Regions from separate parts of the Mus musculus genome. Here region 1 is linked to region 2. A link is a loop called in an ENCODE intact Hi-C map of the cell type or tissue named here. Cell type or tissue: heart. All regions are shown on one strand.

Region 1 (8,000 bases), 500 kb after region 2:
TGCAGCCTCTGAAGCCCCCAACTTATCTCTTTGACATCATTCCAGGCAGCTCCGTGAAAGGCCCTTAGCATGGCAGATGCCCTATCAGCCACTGAAGGCAAACAGTGCAACATTTCTTTCTTTAGACTAGACATGTGCTATTGTGGTACCCACAAAGCTGCTCTAGCCACTCTAACCCCATACTTCGGTGACCTACGTTGCCTCAATGTGACACATTTCAACAGGGATCCATGGGTGTCTCCTTTTTGTGTTTTGTCTTTTGATTCACTGAACTTCTTGCTCTTCAGGAGAGATGCCAGGTCTCAGTGCAAAGGAAAGGTGTAATGGCTGCTAATGAATCATGGTGTGTGGCAGGCAAGGGCGAGCAGGGAATGTTGAAGTTCAAGGGCATCAAGTGATAGAGCCCTAACAGTTATATACATTCATATGGCAATGTCACGGAGTGAAGGATGTTGGCGTCTGTGAACACTTCTGTCACCACTGATTTGATAGTCCCATGCAAAGTTCCGGGGCCTCACACGTACCATGTCTGTGGGAAAGGATTTGTCATTTTGTCCTTGGCATCATTTACTGTAGCAACCACTCCAGCATTCAAAAAGAGAGCTGAGTTTGTATTGCATTCTTTTTCTTCCTCTTTCTCCTCCTTTTTTTTTTTTTTTTTGAAACAGGGTTTCTTTGTGTAGCTCTGGCTGTCCTGGAACTCACTCTGTAGACCAGGCTGGCCTAGAACTCACAGAGATACACCTGTCTCTGCCTCCCAAGTGCAGGGATTAAAGGTGTGCACCACTACTGCCTGGCCTCTATATTTCATTCTTTATCCTAAAATAATTTCCAGCTAGACCAAAGAATTAAAAAATCAATCTTTCTTATTATCAGGTGAGGGGCCTTAGATTAAATGCATAGTGTCACCCCTACCAAACAAAAATCAGAGGAGGGCTGAGTTTGAGGACAGTCTGAGATACATAAAAGCAGTCTCAAAAGGGGACTTTAAAAGACCAAATATCAAATTAGATTATAAAATATCAAAATTTTAGAAGCTAAAAAGCAAAAGCATAGGAGAATATTTAAGTATTTTGAAGTACACAGTTCCAGCAAATTCAGCAAAGAAACTTCAGGAGTTGCAAAGAAAAGATAATGACAGAGATTTATTATGTAGAAATTCAACAACTTAAAAATATGTATCATAAAACCAATAACCACAAAATGATGGCACCAGTAGTAAAAAAAAATAGAGGAAAAGATGATAATTTTTGAAATAAGGATAAAGATATGAGGAATGAGAGGACTTAGTAGTTATAAAATTGCACTGATACTTGATGCTGGTTGGCTAGAGCTAAGAAATTAGCAGTGATTATGAAGAGACCAGCATCACTGAGGTGAAATCTTCTGGGAAGTGTTTTCTGGAAGCACAAATAAGCTGTGTTCCAGAGATAGCCAAGGTTGTACCTCGTGCTGCGGCTGGACTTGGTAATGTGTAAGAGTCACCCGGGTGGTACTGGCTTTGAAAGCGTGAAAGGGTCATGAAGAACAGCTGAGGCTTGGCCTGTGAGAGGTTATGGAAGGCCACTGGTGAAGGTGCAGCCTCAGTTGTAGTTGACAGCCCAGGACTGAAGGGATCATGCAAAGAAGTTGAGGCTTGGCAACATGCAGAGAGCCTATGAGAGGCTATTGGTGAAGCCTAGTTGCAGCAGAAGAACCCAGCATACTGGAGATGCCAGTACCATGGGATGATCACCAAGAACAGAAGCGGCAGTGGAGTGGATCAACCTGAGCTTAGAGTGCTACAGAGGGCAGAGCTGGAGAAGTGACGCCTATGACAGAGACCAGAAGGTCATGTGTGGATCCCAGACATTGGACAGTTGGAATTTGATTTTGCTTTGCTTTCATTGTGACTGTGCCCTGAATTTTCGCTCTTGAAGTAAGAAAGTGATTGGTTTTATTTTTATTTTACTGGAGGTCACAATGGACAGACTATGAGTTTTAAAAGCCTTCTGATTTTAAAAGAAATTGGCTATTCTAAGGGGACTAAAATATTAATGTGTTTGAATTTGTAAAGACTGTAGGACTTTTAAATTATCTATGTTTTTAATGTGAGATCTTGGGGATAAATAAAAAGGAAAGGTTGTGGCTTAAGAGTGATGTGTTTGTGTGTCAAGTTGACAAGGGGTCAGTTGTACTGCCTGGTTTTGTGTATCAACTGGGCATAAGAGAGGGAGGAGCCTCAGGTGAGGAAATGCCTCCATGAGATCCAGCTTTAAGGCATTTTCTCATTGGTGTTCAGGAGTAGAGAGTGCAGCCCTTGGTGGGTGGTGCCATCCCTAAGCTGATGGGTCCTGGGTTCTCAGGCTGAGCAAGGCATGAGGAACAAGTCAGTAAGCAGCACCCCTTTGTGGCCTCGTCATCAGCTCCTGTCTCCAGGTTTCTGCTCTTGTCTGAGTTCCTGTCTTGAGTTCCTTCAATGATGACTATGATCTGAAAGTGTAAGCCCAATAAACTGCCCCCTAATTGCACTGAAATGAAAAAAAATATCTTACAACTTTGGTATGGCTAAGTCAAAAACAAAAACAAAACAAAAACAAACAAACAAACAAACAAACAAAAACCAAAAACCAAAGGATCGAGCAGAGTATAAGAGGCAGGCTAGTCATTGGGATACCAAGTTATGATGGCGTTATAGCCTCTTAAACCCTTTATAAATTGAACACATCATCAATAGAAAATGCAGTGGATATACTTATCACACCGAGCATCATTGCTTAACAACCCAGTACACTGGAGAGTACCAGTTGTGCCACTCACCATCATATACCTGACTGGGGAACCTGCTGCTGCCCAGCATTGTGACAGAGTAGGGAGCAGTGTATCACTAGCCCAAGAAAAGATTCCCATTCAAAGTTGGAAAGATGGCTTCTAGGTTTCTGTAGAATGTGTATGACTTTCACACAGGTTGTATTGAAAACCACAGTGAAACTATGGTGAGTCAGTCCTGTCAATATTATTTGTGAGAGCTCTATTACAAGAAGTGCCCTCTTTCCTTTAGCCCATCTACAGCGATGTGAAATTGCACAGGTGATTATTTGCTTGCTTATTATCTACTTCCCATACATTCAAATCGACTTCATGAAGGATGAGATTTCACTTCGCCACTACCATAGTCCTTGTGCTAGGATAGTGCCTGGTATTTGAGAAAGGAGTGTTGAGGGAATGGATGAGAGAGCTCTTGTAGATTATTGTAATACCGATACGCAATCTACTAGCAGTATACTAAAAAAAAAAAAAACACAGCAAAAATAAAAACACACAAAAAATTTTTATGCCATTTGAAAAGGTACGTAAAACACTAATAATTAAGAGATGCAAATTAAGACAGCGTCAAGGTGATTGACATGCCATTTTCATCTTTCAAATGGGCCAAATTAAAAAAAAAAGTTGCAAAAGCCTAGGCTTTGTGAGGATGTGGTAACAACAAGCACACCCACGTACGCGTGGTGCACATCTGAATAAGAACAACTTCCAGATGGAAATGTCATACTGTCAAAATTCTCCATGTTAAGTATTGCTTGCTCACTAAAAGATTACTTGTAAACAGACATAAAATCGAAATAACCAAAATGGCCATGCATGGTGGCGCACGCCTTTAATCCCAGCACTTGGGAGGCAGAGGCAGGTGGGTTTCTGAGTTCGAGGCCAGCCTGGTCTACAGAGTGAGTTCCAGGACAGCCAGGGCTACACAGAGAAACCCTGTCTCGAAAAACCAAAAAAAAAAAAAAAAAAAAAAAAAAAAAAAAAAAAAAAAAAAAGAAAGAAAAAGAAAGAAAGAAAGAACCAAAAATGATGTGAGTAACGATTTGGTTAACTCATTATAGCATATCTAAATAGCACAGTCATACACTTTTTTGTGATTCCAAGGAAGAACTTGGGCTTGGGGGCTAGGGAGATGCCTTGGTGGGCAAAGTGCTTTGCCACTCAAGTACAAGGATCTAAGACTGAATCTCCAGAACCAAGGTAAAGCAGATACCCTAGGTTACTCTGTGGCTGCCACACATATGTTGGGGTACACATGTGCCCACACATACATGAACACACACAATTCATATATATATATGTATATAAAACTTGGGCTCCATTATTATCACACTGCCTTTATGTTGAAGATGTTTCTAAACACAACTTGATTTTCTCACCACCAAAAACGGGGAGAATTGTCATAAATCTCCACCATGAGGTTATGAAGAGCAAATGAGACAGTGCTCACAGTGGATGCTCTGGTGACAACTAGCACGGAGCAGCTAGCTAATAGTTGCTATCCAGGTCTATTCTAGTTAGACTACGATTGGTGACAATGACAGCATCTCCCCAAATAAGGACAAGCTTGATCTTTGTACATGGACAGGCAGAGATGCTCAATAGAGCATTGTGACAAAAATCACATTGTAGGCTATGATTTCTGTTAAGGCTATTGCACGAACAGCTCTTGCTTTTGGCAAACAGGCTCCAGGAGATAGATTTTCACCTTAGTAATGATTAGACTCCTTTGAGACAAGCATGTGTTAGTTTTATAATAAACAAAAGATGTAAAGAGGGGGACAAAATCTCCATTTATAACTTCAAGGACAGTTAATCCCACCAGGCTTCACATCCCCCTGTCCTTGGCTACAGCCCAAGTGCTAAGCCTTCCTGTCCTTGGCCCGTTCTCTCCCCTTCATCCTCCCACTGCACCCCCGACCCATCGAATTCCCCACTACTGCCCCTTTCCACTCCTCTCAGTGCCCTCTAGAAGTGTCACCCCACAATCGACTCCCTGTTTACTCGGGATAAACTTTCCTACACAACAATCTTAGGTCTGCCTTCCCTTCTGGAAGTGCTGAAACCTGAGTCGCGCCACCGAGTTCACAGCTTTGCAGGCAGCGCCCTCTAGTGGCCACTTCCCGCACTCCTCCACTACAGGCACCCTGGGGCTGGGAGGTGGGGTCTGTGCTCCAGCTTCCCCTGTCTGCTTCCAGATCGTTTAGTTCTCCATCCTCCGCCAAGAACTCCTCCTTCTAATGCCATCTGGCTACAGCACCCTCTTCTCTCCTCGTCGGCTCTTCTTTTTGGTCAACCCCCCACTCCCACATTCAAGGAAGAGTTCAACATCTGGCTCACTGTCTTCTTCTCCACCCCAAGTCCTGACATCAATATTGGTGAGTTTAACATCCATGGTCCATGTGCGGGACACACCTCCCTTGTAGCCTTACCATGCTTCATCATCAGCTAGAACCTCCTCCATCCACATCCTGTCTGCTGACCTCAAAGCTCCTCTCATTACCTCAGGAGGTTTGCCAGGCGTTTGCAGCTCCTCCATCCATGTTCTCATTCCATCAAACCCTCTTACCTTACTTGCTTCCCCCTTCATTCTCGAAAATCACCAACGGTAAGAACATTAGTGAATATCTATGTGCCAGACACATAATAAGCTTATGATGCCATCATTTCTATATTTTAATGCCATCCTCACAATCATTGTATGAGACAGCTATTGTTGTTCTTTATAAAATGAGATTGCTGGGGATCAGAGAGGTTGAGTGACTTACCTAAAGTCCAACAGTCAGGTTGCGGCAGAAATGAGATTGGAGGCTGCGTGCTTCAATCTAACTCAAGGAACACGGACTTCAAGATTTTGCCTATTTTGACAACTCCTTCGTCACATCCATGAGGCAAAATCCAAAGTCTGGATAAATTTAACTGATCGTCTCCTCCTTGACAGAGGAAGCTGGATCACTTTGTTAATTAGTCCCAGTAGGAAGTCACAGTTTCCCACCTCTGTGGGGCCCTTGGCTCATCTAAAGAATCCTCAGTAGTTGTCCTGACAATGGCATTTTCAAACTTTCTCCACTGCCCTCTGGAGTGAGATGGTCTTGTCTCAGCCACTTCCATGCTTAATAGTGTAGCAGGCTTTAAGGAAGGGTCAGGAGAAGGACAGAGAGGATGAAGGGAAGTAATAGTGCCATGGATTGAGCGTCTCCTATAACAAGCCTCTGGGACAGGTGCTTTGCCTGCAGCATCTTACAGAATCCTCCTAGCAGCTCCACAGAGAGCGATGTTGTTGTGATTCTTACTGTACAGAGAAGGAGACAGAGGCACAGAGAGGTGAAGCGCTTGCTCGGGGGTGGGGTGGGGGTGGCGGAGGCGGGTGGAGATATGGTTTGTAAGTAGAGAGGTCACAAAACCCTTCATCTTGAGAGATTACTGTGATTTGTCCTCCGTTAACTGTTAACTATCTCACACCCTCCAGTCTGGCTGCAAGCATATTGCTCGGACCACCTTCCCAAAATGAGCATCTTCCTGCTCTTCCAAACCATTGCCCAGCCTTCCCGATGCCCAAGAAATCTTTGATCTTGCCACCTTTCTTTCTTACTACACCCATTGCCACCTCCCTAGAACAGGATTACTTTGGGCTACCCAACAACACCCTGTTTTCCTCTGCCCTCCACCCTTTCCTGTCTTCAGTACTCCTTTCCAGTCTCCCTTAAATGCACCTCTTCTGTGCTTTTATGCAGTATTTACACATTGATTCCAGCATCCTGTCATTTCCCGCTGACTTTTCTTGTTTCCTTCAATAAACAGGGAGCCGCTTAAAGGTGGGTACTGTGCCTTTGTTAACTCAGTACTCTCCAGGGCATAGCACTCGGGGCTGCTTAAAACCCATGTTTGTTGACTGACTGACTGAATGAATGAATGGAGTGAACGAGGGAGAAGAAAGCCCTCACTTGGAAAGTTTAGTGACATGAGCTGTATGGTATCTGGCTCTTGGCTGGAGTTGCTGCAGTTTTTCCTTATGACTACAGTGCTGTAAAAATATGTCTGCACGTGGATAAAGACTGCAGGAGAAGTTTTCCACACAAATTAAGAGTTGTGTTAGCGTGGTGAGTTGATGGATGTTTTTTTATTTCCCTTCCTGTTTGCAAAATGTTCTTTAGCACGACTTTGCGAGTGCTTTGGCCAAGTGGCCGACATCATAGAAGCAGGAGTCTGGGGCTGTCATGGAGGGATCGACAGTCAATATGTATTGATGCCCACTAGACTCTCCTCCTGGGTTCTGGGTGCCGTGGGGAGACAAGTGGGTAGAGGTGGCTCATCCTGACTCAGGTTCACATGTCCAGAAACCTTGCCAATTTTGTTGGATTTGCTGGAATAAAATGAGAACTTTCAAGAATTTTCCAAGCTCCTGGGTTGAGGTATTTTTTTTTCCTCTCCTAAAGTTGTGCAGCAAACAAAGATGGCTTTTGTTTGCAGTAAAACACTCATTCCTTCAATTTTATATTGCAGAGTGACTTCTGCTGCTGGGGTGGTGCTGGTGGTGGTGGTGCTGGTGGTGGTGGTGGTAGTGGTGGTGGTGAGGTTTGCTAAACAGGAAAACGAACTGCCCATACTTGGTTGGTACAGAGGTGACTGAAATGTTTTCCCTCTTTCTGGCTCCTGAATAACATGTTTAGGAATTTCATTGGCAAAATGATGAAATTGTTCATTTACTGTGGCAGGATTTCCAAAGCTACATGCCGTGAGTTAACCCAGAAGAAAAGGGGGAAAAATCGGGGTGGCAGTTCCCAAAGATTCAGCGGATGAGTGCTCTGCTTTTATTGGGTACTTCCTCACCCGCACGCACGCCCGGCACTGCTGGCATTGTGCTTGGGAATGTGGGGGTACCTCATTTAAACCCTGGAGTGATGTTTTCCTGGAGATTCTCCTTAGCCCCATGTTAGAGACTGGAAAACTGAGCTTCAGATTTTACTTGGAAATTCTGAGACCAGGGTTCAAAGGCCAGCTCAGCTGGCCATCTTTAACCATTTGGCAACCTTGCCTCTCCACGAGTGTACCCGTAGAGGAGCTGCGGTATACATTTATCTTTTCAGTTAACAAACAGTTTAGTGTTTCCCATGTGCCGTGCATGTGGCCAGGGTTTTATAAACACTAGTTCATTTAGTCCTTAAAGCCTGTGTGAAGTACTATTATTAATTCCA
Region 2 (8,000 bases):
CATTCATCCATTAATAGATGATGGGGTGCTTTTCATGTCTTTTCTATTCTGCCCACTTTTTCTAGTGCTGGGAATTGAACTCACAGCCTTGCAAAAAACCAAGTGGTCCTCCACGGGCTACCTCCAGGCCAGAGGTACTTTTCCAGTAAACACTCTGGGTGTTTGCTACTCTTGTATCTCATGCCATACTTGTAGAATAATCTTTCGTTTTCTCTTTTTTGGTTTAAGAAAACAGCCTCACTCTCAGGTCAAGCTGCCCTGGAACTCACCTGATTTCACTCATGACACTTTTCTAGCCTTAGCCTTCCAAGTGCTGAGTTTTCAAGTGTAAGCCACTATGTGTATGCGCCTACCATTTGGATAATTAGAAAGATCACCGATTTTAAAAGTTGAAGTGCTTTTACATGCTGATCTGGTGCCATAGTCCATTTTATAAATGAGAAATCCAAGGTACAAAGAGGGTAAATAGCCTGCCCAACATCACAGAATGAATAGTAGAATGGTCAAAAGGACCTAGGTCACCCAGCTCTTCACATAACTCACTAGAAATGGTTGCTAATGGATCTAAAGCACTAGGCTAAGAAAGAAAGGAGGGAAAGAGAGATGGCTGTATAGAAGACTGAGACATCTCCCCTGGCAGTGTGCAAAGAGACACCTTGTTGCTATTGTTGTTGTTGCTGTTATTGTTGCTGTTATTGTTGTTGCTGTTGTTGTTGTTATTGTTGTTGTTGTTGTTATATCAGTCAGGGGCAGATCAGATGGCGGTCTTTTATTCATCCTAGCTTGATTGATGCCTGGCTTGGTGTCCAAAGCTGTCTTATGCCTAAGACTCATAAAAATCAAATCAAATTAAGTCTAATTAAATCCAGGCAGAGCATCATAGGAGGAAGACAGATAGAGACCTCCAGACTTCCATGCCACACACAGACATGTCCTTCAGTGCACAGCACAAGCTGCCATAGACACCTACATGCTGCCACAACATGCAGTGTGAATGGAGATGTCACCAGCCACATAGCCAGTCTGTAGTGGGAGCCATCAACCACAATGTGCCCGAGTATGTGGTAGTCAGATGGAAGAGAAAGAGAAGTGGAGCAGTTTGAGCATATAGAGATGGAACTGGAGACTCGAAGATACAGAGGGATAGCCTGTTATGAGTGGCCAGCCCCACTATCTGGGGCCATCATGAGGTCCCAACCTGAGCAGCCACTGAGGGCCATGTCTAAGCCCATGGCTATGCAGTGGCAGGGGTTTGTGTGGACGTTGTGGCTCATATTACCACTAGAGAACACAGAGATGTCCCTGGTCAAGGCAGCCACCATGGACCATGTGATGCTATGGAGAGCTGGTCCCATCTCTCAGCCACAGCAGCACTCGGCAGAGTGGGTGGGCCCTGGACCTCACTCAGGCAGTACAGTGGAACTGCTCGTGAGTGGCAGGGATGCAGGTGAGCTGGCTCAAAGGTTGTGAGCATAGGAGACCTGACCCTGCCACTCATCTGCTGTGGGGTAGCACAGGCTCCCCACCTCCCCACATTCTGCATTCAGGGAAGCTGCCCACAGGGTCATGATCTCAAGAGAGCTAGCTAGTCCTGCCTATCACCAGCCTTGATGTTGAAGGCACTGGTGAGCCAGCCCCGAGGGTCTGAAAGTGGAAGAGCTGGCCCAGCCCCTCACATGGTACAACACTTGGGAGAGTGGGTCCCGCACCTCAACTGGGCTTCACAATGGACCTAGATCTGGAGGCGTGGCTGTGGATGGGCCGGCCCTGAGAGCATGAGAATAAAAGAGCTGACCCTGCCTCTTGCAGAGGGTGGTGTTGGGTGGCCTAGCCGAAGCAGTACTGGAGAGCTCACCCTGGTGCTGTGGAAAAGGGAGAGCTGGTGGGCTGAAAGCTCAGCTACACCCAGGCCCAGATCCAGGGCCCTGAATTGATCCACCCCATAGTCTACATAATCTGCTAGTCCTGCCATCCCAAAGCCATAGAATCTCCATGACACAGGGCAACAACAGGAAGGAGTCTCCATGAGGATCCAATATTGATGGTGTCACAGAAGCCAGAAATCTTGAACCAGATTAATGACTCATTGTAATGAACATTTGTAGGGGAAGAGGCGTAGACAGAGGATAGACTGTGGGACACACTATGACACATTACACCTTCTGCGATGAGATGTTTTCTCTGCTTTATTATTGTTGTTGTTTGTTTATGATATGTTTTATTTTGGGAAGAGGTTGCAAGGACAGATAAAAGGGTGGGAGATGAGCGGGACTGGAGTGCACGATGTGGAGAAACTTGCAAAGAACCAATAAAAAGTTAAGGGAAAAAAGGAAGAAATAAGCTTGGCTACGTCCACTGTGCTGGGATGAGAGAAAGAAAAAGTTATTGCAAGCAGCCAACGTGGATGAAGTGAAATATTTGGATCTTAGCTCAATCTCTTCAGAACATGCAAACTCAGCAGTTCTCAAGAGTTTATCTATGCAACCAGGTCTATTCAGCAACCTGGGAGAAATGAGCGTTCCAAACATTCGGATTTAGTAGGGTTGAGTGAGGGCTAAACTTTGTGCAATATTTTTAAGTAGGTCCCCTGGGCAGTTCATAGCCAAATACATAAAAGATTACATAATGAAAACCACTTGTCTAATTTTCCAGAATCTTGAGGTTGGTTGCCAAACTATTTTAAGGAAATACCAAAGTCTTTGATAACTTGAATTTGCCCTGTTGAAAGATTATAGATCTTGGGTCCCCTGTGGAGTTTGACATCTTATGAAGTGTTTTGCCTGATTCTTTGGAAAAGAAAGGTGAAATCATGACATTTGCAGGAAAATAAATGAAACTGGAAACCAAGCGAGATAAGTCAGACTCAGAAAGACAAATACTTCGCGTTTTCACTTACATATATAAAACCTAGATTTAAAATTAAGTGTCAGTACACGTACATGTCTATGTATATATGCATGGGTGAATAGGCCATGAAATTTGAAAAGGAATCATGAAAGGGTTAGAAGTGACCATAAGAGAGGTGAGATATAGGACATGAAACATAGGTGGAAAAATAAGCCAACAGCAGCAGGTAGTAGTTGGAAGAAGGGAGGACAGTGTGGGGAGAGGAATGAAAACAAAATATAATAGCACACATATGTATGGAGATGAAACTCAAACTTCATAGTTAATAACTTTAAAGTTAATAAACTTTAGGGAAAATAGACTGGCTCTTGAAAAGAAGGGTATGCTGATCTAGGGAGAAAGCTCAGTTGCTAAAGTGATTGCCACACAGCATGAGGCCTGAGTTTGATCCTCGGCACCCTCACAGATAGCCAGGCAGAGTTATGCTGGGCAGTGGTGCACACCTTTAATCGCAGCCCTCAGGAGGCAGAAACAGGCAAATCTCTGTAGGTTTGAGGTCTGCCTGATCTACATAGTGAGTTCCAGGACAGCCAGGACAACATAGAGTGATCCTGTCACAAAGAATAAACTAATGAGAGAGAGAGAGAGAGAGAGAGAGAGAGAGAGAGAGAGAAGCAAGCCAGGCAGAGGGCACTCATAATCTCAGCACTTTGATCACAGTGACAGGTGGATTTCTGAGACTTACTGGCCAACCAGACCAACCAAATCAATGTGCTCCAGTCCAGGGAGAGACCTTGTGTCAAACAAAACAAAACAAAACAAAACAAGACAAGACAAGACAAGACAAGACAAGACAAACAAACAAACAAAAAAAAAAAAAACCCAGGAAGATGGGCTGAGTGTGGTCATGCATGCCTTTAATCTTAGCACTAGGAAGACAAAAAGTGGATCTCTGTGAGTTCAAGGTCAGCTTGGTCTACATATTGAGTTCCAGGACAACTAGGGCTACATAGAAAGACTCTGCCTCAAAATCCCACACAAACACACCTCCTTCCAGTAAGGCCACACTTCCAAATCCTTCCCAAACAGTCCACCAACTGGGAACCAAACATTCAAATATATGAGCCTATGGGAGCCATTGTCATTCAAACCACCACAATGGCTATCACTTAAAATGCACTGACTTGGATGCTTTGAAGCTGTGACTTGGGAAACTGAGAGGGGGATGATCAGAAACCCATCCCTTCTTAGACAGGAATTTCTTCCCACAATCGCACAGCATTCCTATTCTCCTAGTGTGGCTTTCCAGAAAAAAAAAAAGAAAAAAAGAAAAAAAAAAGGTATGATTTCAGGTAGTCACTTACACTGTCACAGTGAAAAGTCTCTTGGGATCCCTGTTAAAAAGGATTTGCCAATTTACCCATGCAGCTGAGATCTGAGATGCCATAAATGAAGTGTGCATTTCCATAAGTCTGCTTCAATACAGAGCAATGCCAGGTCGATTCATACACATCACCTGGCTGTGTTCCAAGGTGGTAGACAGACTGTTGCTCACGCACTTCAACAACTAGGACTTTGGCTTTATTAGGGTGCAGGGGTTGAAGGTTCAACCCAACTTGCTTTCTCAGTCTGGAAGGCTTGTCATTCTCCATGCGCCACTAGAGGGCCTATCGTTCAAAATTAATCTCTTCATTCTCCAAATGGCTTCTGAAACGAGGCTAACATCATCATGTATATATTGCCATCATGATTTGATTTTTTAGACACATCAAAGCACACCACTGTGCATTCTGAATAGTTTTCTTTGAATTGTCCTACTCCCTCTAATATATATCAACAGAAATAAGCCAGAGGTTTCTTGAGATCATGAGGGAAGGGGGAAAGAATGGTATATATTTGTTCCTTTTCTTCTTGCCCTGACCAAATGCCTGATGAGAGGTGAAGCTTGTTTTGAGCTGTAGTTTGAGAGGCTACAGGTCCAAAAGGAATGCTAGCAGTAGCTCTGGGCCAGAGGGTCTCTGTCACTCTTAGGTGTCGCCAGAACAGAAAGCAGAGAGAGGGAGAGAGGGTCAGACTCTAAATCTCAAGGCTCACCCCACTCAGTGACTCACTTCTGGCAGCCAGGCATCACGTTAAAGGTTCTACAAGCTTCCAAAACAGCACCACCGGCTGGGGTAAAAAAAAATATTCTAACACATGAGCCTGTGGGAAGCACAGCATATTCAAACCATAACAATGGAAGGAGAGACTGGTAAGGAGCCTATGGAAATTTTAGAGGAGTGAAGTATACACTTAGTGTTTACATTGTGGAAGTTACTTAACTGGTAAATATATGTGTTATCAAGTTGTATACTTTAAATATGCAATTCCGTTATAATAAACTTGCTGTTTAAGAAAAAAATGGCTTGCCTTTTAACTTTAATATGTCCTCTTGTTTGGTTTTTTTAATTATATGTTCATAGAGTATTAATATATAGCCATAGCTAGTATGAAACTCATGATCCTCCTGCCTCAGCATCCAGAGTACATGCATTATATGTATGTGCCACCACACACATGAAATTATACCTGTTTCAAAAGTAAACAGGGAGATGGGGGAAGGAAAAAAGAAAAGGATGTGCATAGATAAAAATGATAAAAATAGCCTCAGAAAGGAGAAATGGGGGAAAAAAAGATAGGTCCAGAGGTGATGATCAGAAGTCATGGGACAGTGGCTTTTTTATATAGTAGGCAGAAAGAAGGAAGGCACAGGTGAAAGAGACAGGATCCCAAAACAGAGAGGTGAAAGTTAAGCCAGACACAGGGAGAGGAAGATGTGGAGTCTCAAGGATGGAGAGGAAATGTGAGGCATGTTACAGACATTTTTCTGCAACAAAATTATATTAGATGAAGGATACAAATGAGTCATGGAAGCCAGAGAGAGAAAAACGAGCAGAGGCCAAGGAAGATGGGTAGAAGTGGGAGCTGAGAGTAGGAGAAGGAGGAGGAGGAGGAGGAGGAGGAGGAGGAGGAGGAGGAGGATAAAGGTTTGTGATCAGATGCCCTTGGTTGTCTCACCTGGCTCAATCCTCTTCCCTTTCTTTTTGCCCTTTAAAAACATAGAAAGAGGACTGGAAGTGAGTTACTGCCAGGTGCGGTGGCTCACGCCTTTAATCCCAGCACTTGGGAGGCAGAGGGAGGTGGATTTCTGAGTTAGAGGCCAGCCTGGTCTACAGAGTGAGTTCCAGGACAGCCAGGGCTATACAGAGAAACCCTGTCTCGAAAAAAGAAAGAAAGAAAGAAAGAAAGAAAGAAAGAAAGAAAGAAAGAAAGAAAGAAAGAAAGAAAGAAAGAAAGAAAGAAAGGAAGGAAGGAAGGAAGGAAAGGAAGGAAGGAAAGGAAGGAAGGAAAGAAAAGAAATGAAAGAAAGAAAGGAAAGAAAGAAAGAAAGAAAGAAAGAAAGAAAGAAAGAAAGAAAGAAAAGAAAGAAAGGAAAGAAAGAAAGGAAAGAAAGAAAGGAAAGAAAGAAAAGAAAGAAAGAAAGAAAGGAAAGAAAGAAAGAAAGGAAAGGAAGGAAAGGAAGAAAGAAAGAAAGAAAGAAAGAAAGAAAGAAAGAAAGAAAGAAAGGAAGGAAGGAAGGAAGGAAGGAAGGAAGAACTGGAGAGATGGCTCAGCAGTTAAGAGGACTGGCTGTTCTTTCAGAGGTCCTGAGTTCAAATCCCAGCACCCACATGGTGGCTCACAACCATCTGTCATGAGAGCCGATGCCCTCCTCTGGTGTACAGAAATACATGCAGACAAAGTACCCATATGCATAAATGAACAAAATAAAAACCATAGAAAGAAAAAAGAAGGAAGGGAGGGAGGAAGGGAAGGTGGAAAGGAAGATGGAAGGGAAGGTGGAAGGGAGGGAGGGAGGGAGGGAGGGAGGGAGGGAGGGAGGGAGGGAGGGAGCAAGCATAGACCTGTAAGGTGTCTCGGCGTCAAGCCTGACAATCCTAGCTCAGTCCCTGAGATCCATAAGATGAAGGAAAGAATAAACTTTCACAAGTTGTCCCCTGACCTCCACATGTATGTATACCACCCCCATTCACATGTGCAGAATAATCAAAAGAAAAATCATTGCTTAATAACCAAGTCTCAACATTTAATGTCATACTTATGTCCTTTGTTACTACGGGTGTTTTAGAATGTCAGAATTCTCTGGATTTCATAAATGGAGTACAAAACTTATACCAAACATACCAAGTCAGATCTGGAGCAATAATTAACATCAGATATTAATATTTTCCTGTGAAATGGATGAATTGTTGTATGGGATATATAAACAGGATGTGTAGCCTCAGGGAAATTCTGGTTAAGTTTGGAATGGTCTCCAAAGATTTTTTTTTTTAATGTGAGCTGACCATGGTGGTGCACGTCTTTAATCTCAGTACTCATGAGGTAGAGGCAGGTAGATCTCTGTAAGTTCAAGGTCATCCTGTCTATATGTAGAATTCTAAGCCTACGAGAGCTGTCTCAACCATGTCTCAAAATGAAAATTTTTATACCAGTTTCTTCAAAAGCTCTTGGCTTCCAGAGCCTGTGCATACTGCTTATGTCTTGCTTTTGAAGTAAAGTCATGGGGCCATGGTGTCTGTCTTCTGACTTTTGATACTTTATTTATTTATTTATTTATTTATTTATTTATTCATTATATGTAAGTACACTGTAGCTGTCTTCAGACACTCCAGAAGAGGGCATCAGATTTCATTATGGATGGTTGTGAGCCACCATGTGGTTGCTGGGATTTGAACTCAGGACCTTTGGAAGAGCAGTCGGCGCTCTTAACCGCTGAGCCATCTCACCAGCCCTTGATACATTTTTGTATGTATGTTTGAAATATGCATTTTAGAAGCATTTGCATTGCTTAGGCCTGTGTCCTTTCTGGGACGACACATGGCCCAGGACTGGGTTTGTGGCAGGCTTCCAAACACCTGCTGAACCGAATCAACTTGATCTAGCCCTCCCACACTCATTATTTGTTAATCTTGCCTTCAAAAAAAGCAACAGATGCTCCTCTGCCTGGGGAAGTTAATCTGGCTATGAATATAAAGAAGAGTTAGGCTAGAATACCTGTCATACATAGGGAAAATCCATTCCTTCCTTTATTCATCAGTTTAACAAATATTTTT

What was found. Peaks named below come from ENCODE experiments on the same cell type or tissue, not always from the same donor. Only the 100,000 strongest peaks of a DNase experiment are listed, where the experiment ranks them.
Region 1: a loop joins it to region 2, with 8 times the contacts of the local background. A loop is called at or near these places in 20 of 42 quality-filtered maps.

Annotation. Positions count from the first base shown.
Region 1 is chrX:143,054,101-143,062,100 of GRCm38, forward strand. It overlaps a transcript of Rtl9 not described here. Among named protein-coding and RNA genes, the nearest start is that of Rtl9, 41 kb to the right of the region's middle. In heart, a CTCF peak has its summit at 4,923 (motif pointing left); a DNase peak (open chromatin) is centred at 4,891; H3K4me3 peaks cover 412 bases; H3K27ac peaks cover 282 bases; H3K27me3 peaks cover 996 bases.
Region 2 is chrX:142,549,897-142,557,896 of GRCm38, forward strand. No RefSeq gene overlaps it. Among named protein-coding and RNA genes, the nearest start is that of Gm25915, 68 kb to the left of the region's middle. In heart, a CTCF peak has its summit at 4,501; no DNase peak of the experiment used is centred here.